Regions from separate parts of the Homo sapiens genome. Here region 2 is linked to region 1. The links are chromatin loops, found by intact Hi-C in ENCODE. Cell type or tissue: mesothelial cell of epicardium. All regions are shown on one strand.

Region 1 (5,000 bases):
ACATATATCACAAAGTAATGCATAAAATGACAGTTTTGTAAAAATTGGTATTTAAGCAACCTTCAAATGAGGATCATGATGATTTCATTATATCCCTAGATCAGTATACACTCTTGATCTCCATGAGTAGGTGATGCATTTTTTATTTGCCTTATAAACACTTCATTATGTAAAATAAAATTAGAATTCTTGTTAAGTGTAAGCTATATGAATCCTTTAAAAATACATTAATGTATTTTGAAAATTTTTAATAAATAATTGGAATTTTCCAAATTAAAAGCTATTGAAAAACAATTTAAAAGCTTTCGAAAGCAAAAGCAATTCTGGATTGTCTTTAAAAACACAGAAGTGATGTTTTTAAAGTTAGAATATCTTCAAATGCTTTTATTGTATACAACTGACTGCAATTTTAAGTTACCTCAAGTTTTTCCACATTTTACTTAGCTTTTTAAATCACAAATAAAATATAAAAAAGCTGGCAGTAGAATGTTACAGAAAACAAACTTCCAGGAATTGCCCAGGAAATAGTAAAGATTCAGTCTAATTTCTCACAACTCATTATAATAAATATTGATGTTATGGATGCTAACATGAGATTACCAAACTTCAGTCAATAAATATCTATTGCTCTTCAGTGCACTGTACATACTAAAGAGAATATTTTTATTTCCAGCAGTAAGCAACTCCTGAACTTAACTGGCTTAGGGACCTCTTCTATAAACATTGCAGAAACCTGCAAACATGTCTATCATAATACCTACTATACTGCATTTGATTATGTTTTTCTCTATTCATTTCCTTCTTGCCTGAAAGCTCCTTGAAGTGATAATAGAGTTTTATTACTTTTTTTTTAATATATAGTGCCCAGATAGTTTTAATCTATAGTGCCTAGACAATGAGAGCTCAGGAAATGTTTGCTGCTGACATACAGGAATGAATTTTAAAAATCACATTTAGACATATACACTAAGAAAATTTGATTTATAGAATATTCCTGTGCTTCAAAGAAAAAGGCATTTTATTAATCTCTTATTTATCTGGCAATGTAATGTCATACTTTATTTCCCATCTTTGTATTAAGACTTTATCAACATAAAACCCTTAACAAAGATTTTGTTGCAACTGGAAATTTACTTGGTATTTTCTAAAATTTAAGTCAATGTATCACACCTTGAAGTCATACAATATCATAAGAAAATTTTAATGATGGATAATGCTTTTAATTACTATAGTCACTTTCAACATGACATTGATGATATTTTTATTTGCTTGTCTTCTGAATCTAATGTATGACCTAATAGTATGCCTCTGGATAGTTAAAAATATAACAAAGAGAAAATAAATGACTGAAAGTGATAATAATATTTTTAGTTATGTATTATTATTTTAAGGAATGCATTTGATATTTATATATACCTGTTCATTACTGAATAAATAAACTATAATTTATTATTTATTATTACCAAGGTAATACACCTTTGTTATAAAAAATGCTGAGCAATAAGAAGAAGAAAAAGTTTACTTAGAGTCCCCTGAAAAAAAGATACCCAGTGGCAAACATGGTAATTTTTCTTTCCCTCCTTTATCCATGTAAAGTTTTACATGGTTAAAGTCATAACACATGTATTTTAAAATAAAGCAAATATGTTCTGGTAATAATTTGTTTCTTCAGCAAATATTTTTTGGCACCTACTATGTGCTATGTACTCTTCTGGGTACTTGGGATATATCAATGAACAAAATAGAAAATATTATTGCCCATGTGCATCTAAAGCTCTGGGACCTACAAATATAAATAAAAATAAATAAGGAAATTGCATAGTATGTTAGAATATTCTATCAAAAACGAAAGCAGGGAAAGAGAATAGGAGATCAAGGAAGGAGTCTAAGATATAAATATAGTCAGATAAAACATGACTGAGAAGGCTAGTTTTGAAAATGGCTCCGAAGTAAGTAATAGAATGAATCCCAGAGAAATTTAGAGTAGAAGACCAATGACTGTGATGAAACAAAAACAGAAAGTTATTGTGGTTGAAGCAGAGGAAACATGGGAGATTATACTGAAAATAAAATACAGTGAGACTGTATTAATCCATTCTCATGCTGCTAATGAAGACATATCTGAGAACACCTAATTTATAAAGAGGAGGCGGTTTAATAGACTCACAGTTTCACATGGCTGGGAAAGCCTCACAATCACAGGGGAAGGTGAAGGAGGAGCAAAGGCATATTTGACAAGGCAGCAAGGAAGAGAGCATGAGCAAAAGGGAAAAAGTCCCTTATAAAACCATCAGATCTTGTGAGAACTCACTCACTATCATGAGAACAGTATGATGGTAACTGCCTCCATGATGAAATTACTTCCCACTGGATCCCTCCCATGACACATGGAGATCATGGGAACTACAGATAAAGATGAGATTTGGGTGGGGACATAACCAAATTATATCCTTCTACCTCTGGCCCCTCCCAAATCTTATGTCCTCACATATTAAAACAAAATCATGCCCTTCCAACAGTCCCCCAAAGTTTTGCCTCATTTTAGCATTACCTCATAAGTACAAGTCCAAAGTCTCACCTGAGACAAGGCAAGTCCTTTTTGCCAATGAGCCTGTAAAGTTAAAAAAAAAAAAAAAGTTAGTTACTTCCTAGATACAATGGAGGTACAACCATTGGGTAAATACACCCATTAACAATGGGAGAAATTGGCCAAAACAAAGGGTCTACAGGACCCATGCAAATTCAAAATCTAACAAGGCAGTAATTAAATTTTAAAGCTCCAAAACAATCTCCTTTGACTCCCTGTCTCACATCCAGGTCATGTGATACAAGAAGTGGGCTCTCACAGGCTTGAGCAGCTCTGCCCCCTGTGGCTTTGCAAGGCACAGCCCCTCTCCCAGCTGCTTTCACAGGCTAGCATTGAGTGTCTGCGGCTTTCTGAGGCACATGGGGCAAGCTGTTGGTGGATCTACCATTCTGGGATCTGGAGGACGGTGGCCCTCTCATAGCTCCACTAGGTGGCACCCCAGTAGGGACTCTGTGTGAGGGCTCCAACCAAGTCCCCAAACTGCAAAAAGCAGCAAGTCTCTGGGCACAGGCCATGAAACCATATTTTTCCTCCTGGGCCTCCTGGCTTGTGATGGGAGAGACTACCTTGAAGACCTATGAGATGCTCTGGAGACATTTTCCCCATTGTCTTAATAATTAACATTTGGATCCTCATTACTTATGCAAATGTTTGCAGCCAGCTTGAATTTCTCATCAGAAAAAAGACTGTTCTTTTCTATCATATCATCAGGCTGCAAATGTTCTGAACTTTTATGCTTTGCTTCCTTTGTTTTTAAATTATACTTTAAGTTCTGGGACACATGTGCAGAACATGCAGGTTTGTTACATAGGTATACATGTGCCATGGTGGTTTGTTTCACCCATCAACCCATCATCTACGTTAGGTATTTCTTCTAATGCTATCCCTCTACATGCTCCCTGCCCCCGGACAGGCCCCAGTATGTGATGTTCCCATCCCTGTGTCCATATGTTCTTATTGTTCAACTCCCATTTATGACTGAGAACATGTGGTGTTTGTTTTTCTGTTCCTGTGTTAGTTTGCTGAGAATGATGGTTTCCAGCTTCATCCATGTTCCTGAAAAGGACATGAACTCATTCTTTTTTTATGGCTGCATACTATTCCATGGTGTATATGGGCCACATTTTCTGTATCCAGTCTAACATTGACGGGCATTTGGGTTGGTTCCAAGTCTTTGCTATTGTGAATAGTGCAGCAATAAACATATGTGTTTATGTGTCTTTATAGTAGAATTATTTATAATCCTTTGGGTATATACCCAGTAATGGGATTGCTGGGTCAAATTGTATTTTTGTTTCTAGATCCTTGAGGTATTGCCACACTGTCTTCCACAATGGTTGAACTAATTTATGCTTTCACCAACAGTGTAAAAGCATTTCTATTTCTCCACATCCTCTCCAGCATCTGTGGTTTCCTGACTTTTTAATGATCACCATTCTAACTGGTGTGAAACGGTATCTCATTGTGGTTTTTATTTGCATTTCTCTAATGACTAGTGATGATGAGCTTTTTTCATATGTTTCTTGGCTGCATAAATGTCTTCTTTTGAAAAGTATCTGTTCATATCCATTGCCCACTTTCTGATGGGGTTGTTTTTTGCTCGCAAATTTGTTTAAGTTCCTTGTAGATTCTAGATATTAGCCCTTCGTCAGATGGATAGATGGCAAAAATTTTCTCCCATTCTCTAAGTTGCCTGTTCACTCTGATGGTAGTTTCTTTTGCTGTGCAGAAACTCTTTAGTTTCATTAGATCCCATTTGTCAATTTTGGCTTTTGTTGCCATTGCTTTTGGTGTTTTAGTCATGAAGTCTTTGCCCATGCCTACCTGACTTTATACTACAAGGCTACAGTAACCAAAACAGCATGGTACTGGAACCAAAACAGAGATATAGACCAATGGAACAGAACAGAGGCCTCAGAAATAATACCACACATCTACAGCCATTTGATCTTTGACAAACCTGAAAAAAAACAAGCACTGGGGAAAGGATTCCCTATTTAATAAATGGTGTTGGGAAAACTGCTTAGCCATATGCAGAAAACTGAAACTAGACCCCTTCCTTACACCTTATACAAAATTAACTCAAGATGGATTAAAGATTTAAACATAAGTCCTAAAACCATAAAAGCCATAGAAGAAAACCTAGGCAATACCATTCTGCCTCCCTTTTAAAGATAAGTTCCAATTTCAAACCATATATTTGTGAATGAATAAAACTGAATGTTTTTAGGAGCACCTAAGTCACCTCTTGAAGGTTTTGCTGCTTAGAATTTTTTTCTGCCAGACACCCTAAATCATCTCTCCCAAGTTCAAATTTCCACAGATCTCTAGGGCAGGGGCAAAATACTGCCAGTCTCTTTGCTAAGCCATAGCAAGAATCACCTATACTCCAGTTTCCAATAACTTCCTTATT
Region 2 (5,000 bases), 120 kb after region 1:
CTAGAAAAGTCAGACATACTACATGATAATAGGTTAAATAAATGCTATTCAGTTCATTAAGTTGATAGAATTATGCATTCACAAAAAAAAGACCCCTGAATTTGGATAAATGTATAGAAAATGTCACTCCCATGAAAGAAAAATTAATTATAAAAATAAATGAAATGAATGTTTTTTACAGAATTTTCTTAAAGGTATTCCATTATACAAAGTAGAATTTTATGATGCCAATTTAACTGTCATTAGAAAGACTATATTTTAAAAGTTAACTAATACATGTCAGGAAGAATGATTGTCTCTTTTCAGGGGAATTGTTGATAAATGATATAATGACAGAGGTTTTTGCTCACAGCTAAGAATGATTAGAAAAGGAGGTTTGGATATAATTAACTTAATAGTATGTTTCTCCTAGTGCTAAGGAGAGGTTGGCCATTAACTGTATTCTAATATATATATAGAAATTACATACTTGAAATAGAGAAGCACACAGCAGGGTTTTATATATTTAAGGCAATTTTATGTAAGATAAGACCATTTTTTTTTCTGCCAATTCCTAATTCATCAAATTGCTTTCACCAAGAAAAATGTTCTGTTGTATAAAACAATACGTCTCCAATATCTGTTAGGTATCACACATTTTGCATTCTTTTATGTATCACATAACTGTGGATACTGTTTTTTTCATATATACAAATAATGAGACTTGATCAGACTAACAAGTACACTTATATTGTTCAGCTTATGTAGAACTTGATCTTGTTTTTTTCTTTTCCCCTAATAGACAGCTATTCATTGAAGTAAAATAGACAAAGTCAATCTCTTTCAGACCACACATTTAGTACCAAGATATATTATGAGGAGTAACTAGATTTAAGTCCACATTTTAAAAACAATATTTTATCAGTCTTCTTAATATAGAACCCAACAACAAAAGTAACTGCATGAGAATAAAGTTAATATGAACTGAGTTTAGAGATACTGATATGCAAAATTTTCTTGAGAAGTGAAATAGTGATTTAATCAAGAAAGTGGGCCCAAGGTTAAAGTTGCTAGTTTCAAATACTGGCTCAGTCAACTTATCTGTGCCTCGATTTCTTTCTCTTTTTTTTTGAGACAGAGTCTTCCCCTGTCGCCTGGGTTGGAATGCAATGGCACTATCTCTGCTCACTGCAACCTCCACCTCCCAGGTTCAAGCAATTCTCCTGCCTCAGCATCCCGAGTTGCTGGGATTACAGGCACACGCCACCACGCCCGGCTAATTTTTTGTATCTTTGGTAGAGATGAGGTTTCAGCATGTTGGCCAGGCTGCTCTTGATCTGTCCGCCTCGACCTCCCAAAGTGTTGGGATTACAGGTGTCAGCCACCACACCTGGCCCTGTGCCTCAATTTCTTCAGCCATAAAATGGGAATTTTATCATATTTACCTCACTAGTTTGTTAGAAGGGAAAGAGTTGATTAGATAAGCCAATGTAAATATAATCCTCAAGAACTGCCCTAGGGCACAGTAAGCAAAAAATAGATACTAACAATTATTATTACCTAATGAATATGTGAACCTACATATGTTTTTATTTTATCTGGAGCTATACATAAACATATGCAGTTATAGTTTCAATTGACAATCTTCTTTTCACAAGGATTTACAAAGAGTTTAACGTTTAGAATTCCCAGGATTTTTGTCATGGCCTGTAATAAGACAGTCACACAATTTTGTTAGCTCAATTTGAATCACTTTACCTTATCCTACTCTATTGATCTGATATTGTCTGTTGCTTTGTGTCATAATGTCTCTGTCTCTCCAGATAAACTGGCTGTTAGCCTTTGACAGTCATGTTACTACAACTTATGTGATGTCTAATCCATGAACCTAAATGTTTATTGGCTGATATTATCACATCTACTCTGTGCTAATCCTTACACATACCCAGTTGGATATGAATATGCTCATTTTGTAGATGGGAGAACTGGACCTTTAATGTTAAATGACTCCATATCACACAGTTCTTTACATGTCCAAGTAAGTCAGAATTCAAACTTAGACAGACATATACAACCCCAAAGGCTTTGCCCTGTTGCCTTCATCATCCCAGGATTTCTCTTGATGCCTTAATTCCCAACCTCACTGTTCTTAGTTTGTTCTCTTTCCCAATGGATGGTGACTGGCAAAAAGAGAGCTTGTGCAGGGCAACTCCCATTTTTAAAACCCCCAAATTTTGTGAGACCTATTCACTATCATGAGAACAGCACTGGAAAGACCCACCCCATAATTCAATAATCTCCCACCAGGTCCCTCCCACAACACGTGTTAATTATGGAAGCTACAAGAGGAGATTTGGGTGGGGACACAGAGCCAAACCATATCATTCTGCCCCTGGCCCCTCCCAAATCTCGTATCTTCACATTTCAAAACCAGTCATGCCTTCCCAACAGTCCACCAAAGTCTCAACTCATTTCAGAATTAACCCGAAAGTCCACAGTCCAAAGTCTCATCTGAGACAAGGCAAGTCCCTTCTGCCTATGACCATGTAAAATCAAAAGCAGGTTAGTTACTTCCTAGATATATTGTGGGTACAGGCATTGGGTAAATACAGCCATTCCAAATGGGAGAAATTCGCCAAAACAAAGGGGCTACAGGCCCTATGCAAGTCCAAAATCCAGCAGGGCCGTCAAATCTTAAAGTTCCAAAATGATCTCCTTTGACACCATGTCTTGCATCTGGATCACATCGATGCAAGGATTGGGTTCCCATGGTCTTGGGCAGCTCCACCCCTGTGGCTTTGCAGGGTAAACCCCCCCTCTCGGCTGTTTTCACGGGTTGGCATTGAGTGTCTGTGGCTTTCCCAGGCTCACGGTGCAAGCTGTTGGTGGATCTACCATTCTGGGTTCTGGAGTACAGTGGCCTTCTTCTCACAGCTCCACTAGGTGGTGCCCCAGTAGGGACTGCGTGGGGGGGCTGTGACCCCACATTTCCATTCTGCACTGCCCTAGCAGAGGTTCTCCGTGAGGGCCTTGCCCTTGCAGCAAATGCGTGGGCATCCAGGCATTTCCATACATCTTCTGAAATCTAGGGGGAGGCTCCCAAACCTCAGTTATTGACTTCTGTGTGCCTGCAAGCTCAACACCATGTGGAAGCTGCCAAGTCTTGGGGCTTCTACCCTCTGAAGCAACAGCTAGGGCTGTACCTTGGCCCCTTTTGGTCATAGGTGGAGCAGTTGAGATATAGGGCACTAAGTCCCTAGACTGCACACAAGATGGGAACACAGGGCCTGGCCCACGAAACCGTTTTTCTTCCTCAGCCTCTGGGTCTGTGATGGGAGGGGTGGCTCTGAAGCCTCTGACATGTCCTGGATACATGTTCCCCATTGGGGAAAATGGGGCTTACGAATGGTAATCCCCAAAATGGGGATTTACCATTTGGGTCCTGATTACCTATGCAAATCTCTGGAAATTTTCTGAACGTTTATGCACTGCTTCCCTTTTAAAACTGAATGTTTGTAACAGCACTGAAGTCACATCTTGAATGCTTTGCTGGTTAGAAATTTCTTCCACCAGATACCCTTAATCATCTCTCTCAAGTTCAAAGTTCCATAAATATCTAGGTCAAGGGCAAAATGTTGCCATTCAACAAGTCTCTAGGGAGTTCCAAACTTTCCCACATTTTCTTGTCTTCTTCTAAGCCCTGTAAACTGTTCCAACCTCTGCCTGTTATCCAGTTCCAAAGTAGCTTCCACAATTTCTGGTATCTTTTCAGCAGCGCCCCACTACCAGTACCAATTTACTGTATTAGTCCATTTTAATGATGCTGACAAAGACATACCCAAGACTGGGCAATTTACAAAAAAAAATAATAATAAGTTTAATTGGATTTACAGTTCTACGTGGCTGGGGAAGCCTCAGGATCATGGTGGAATGCAAAGAGGAGCAAGTCACATCATACAAGGATGGCAGCAGGCAAAAAGAGAGCTTATGCTGGGCAACTTCTGTTTTTAAAATCATCAGATCCCCGAGATCCATTCACTGTCATGAGAAAAGGATGGGAAAGACTTGCCCCCATAATTCAGTAATCTCTCACCAGGTCCATCCCACAACACTTGGGAATTGTGGGAGCTGCAAGAGATTTGATGGGGGACAAAGAACCAAACCATATCAAGGTGTGAGTATAATTTTTAATGTGAATATAACAATATTATAAAGTCCAAGTAACTTAATTTAAAATAAACTGTTGAGTTCAGGGGAACAAATGCTTCATCATGTCTATTAAATGTTTACCTTAATGTAACCTCCAGATATGGCATGTTCATAGTTGTATTCCCTCTCAACAACTAAGACATTGTCTTTCTCAATAAATGAAACTTCAGTAAAAATTGTCAGAGCAGGTCTGCCCCTCCCACAGTAAAAGAATGCTACTGTGCATACTTGCACTCAAATTATTTTTTTATCTATTGGTATGACTTAAGACTAGTGACTTTCACAATAGCTGCTTCTCTCATTAGGGAAAATGTCGGCAATTGTGAAGCCATATCCTTAGCCCACAGTAACGAGATGTTAAGCCTGAAAGAACTGCAACTCATTTACTTGTCTAGACCTTCTAAATTTTAAATTTCAGTTGAGCAAGATCACTAAATATTTAAAATTGAGATGTTTTATTTCTTTGTGAAATTGATTTTACAGAACCATTTACAAATCTTTAGGCTACACAGAAATTATTTAAAATATTTTTATATTTATTCTAATTAAGTAAATAACATGTAAATAAATGTGTATTCATTGAATAACTTCTTTTGGACAGATAATAATGCTACTCACCACCTTATATAATTCCATATTGTAAGAAGCTTCAGAGACGTGGATTTTTCTGTTTTCAGGACCTGAAATATATTCCTACATAGAGTAAATGGTAAGTTTAATCAGAAGATTATGTGATTAATATAGCTAATTTTGTTTTATCTTTTGGATGATGTAACCTATCCCTGGCAAGTGTGAAAAATGACAGTATATAT

The links. A loop is a pair of places that touch in the nucleus more often than their neighbours do. Peaks named below come from ENCODE experiments on the same cell type or tissue, not always from the same donor. Only the 100,000 strongest peaks of a DNase experiment are listed, where the experiment ranks them.
Region 2: a loop joins it to region 1, with 8 times the contacts of the local background. A loop is called at or near these places in 2 of 110 quality-filtered maps.

What each region holds. Positions count from the first base shown.
Region 1 is chr1:102,547,970-102,552,969 of GRCh38, forward strand. No RefSeq gene overlaps it. Among named protein-coding and RNA genes, the nearest start is that of OLFM3, 550 kb to the left of the region's middle. RefSeq lists a silencer at 2,980-3,099. In mesothelial cell of epicardium, no CTCF peak of the experiment used is centred here; a DNase peak (open chromatin) is centred at 3,020.
Region 2 is chr1:102,672,695-102,677,694 of GRCh38, forward strand. No RefSeq gene overlaps it. Among named protein-coding and RNA genes, the nearest start is that of COL11A1, 430 kb to the right of the region's middle. In mesothelial cell of epicardium, no CTCF peak of the experiment used is centred here; no DNase peak of the experiment used is centred here.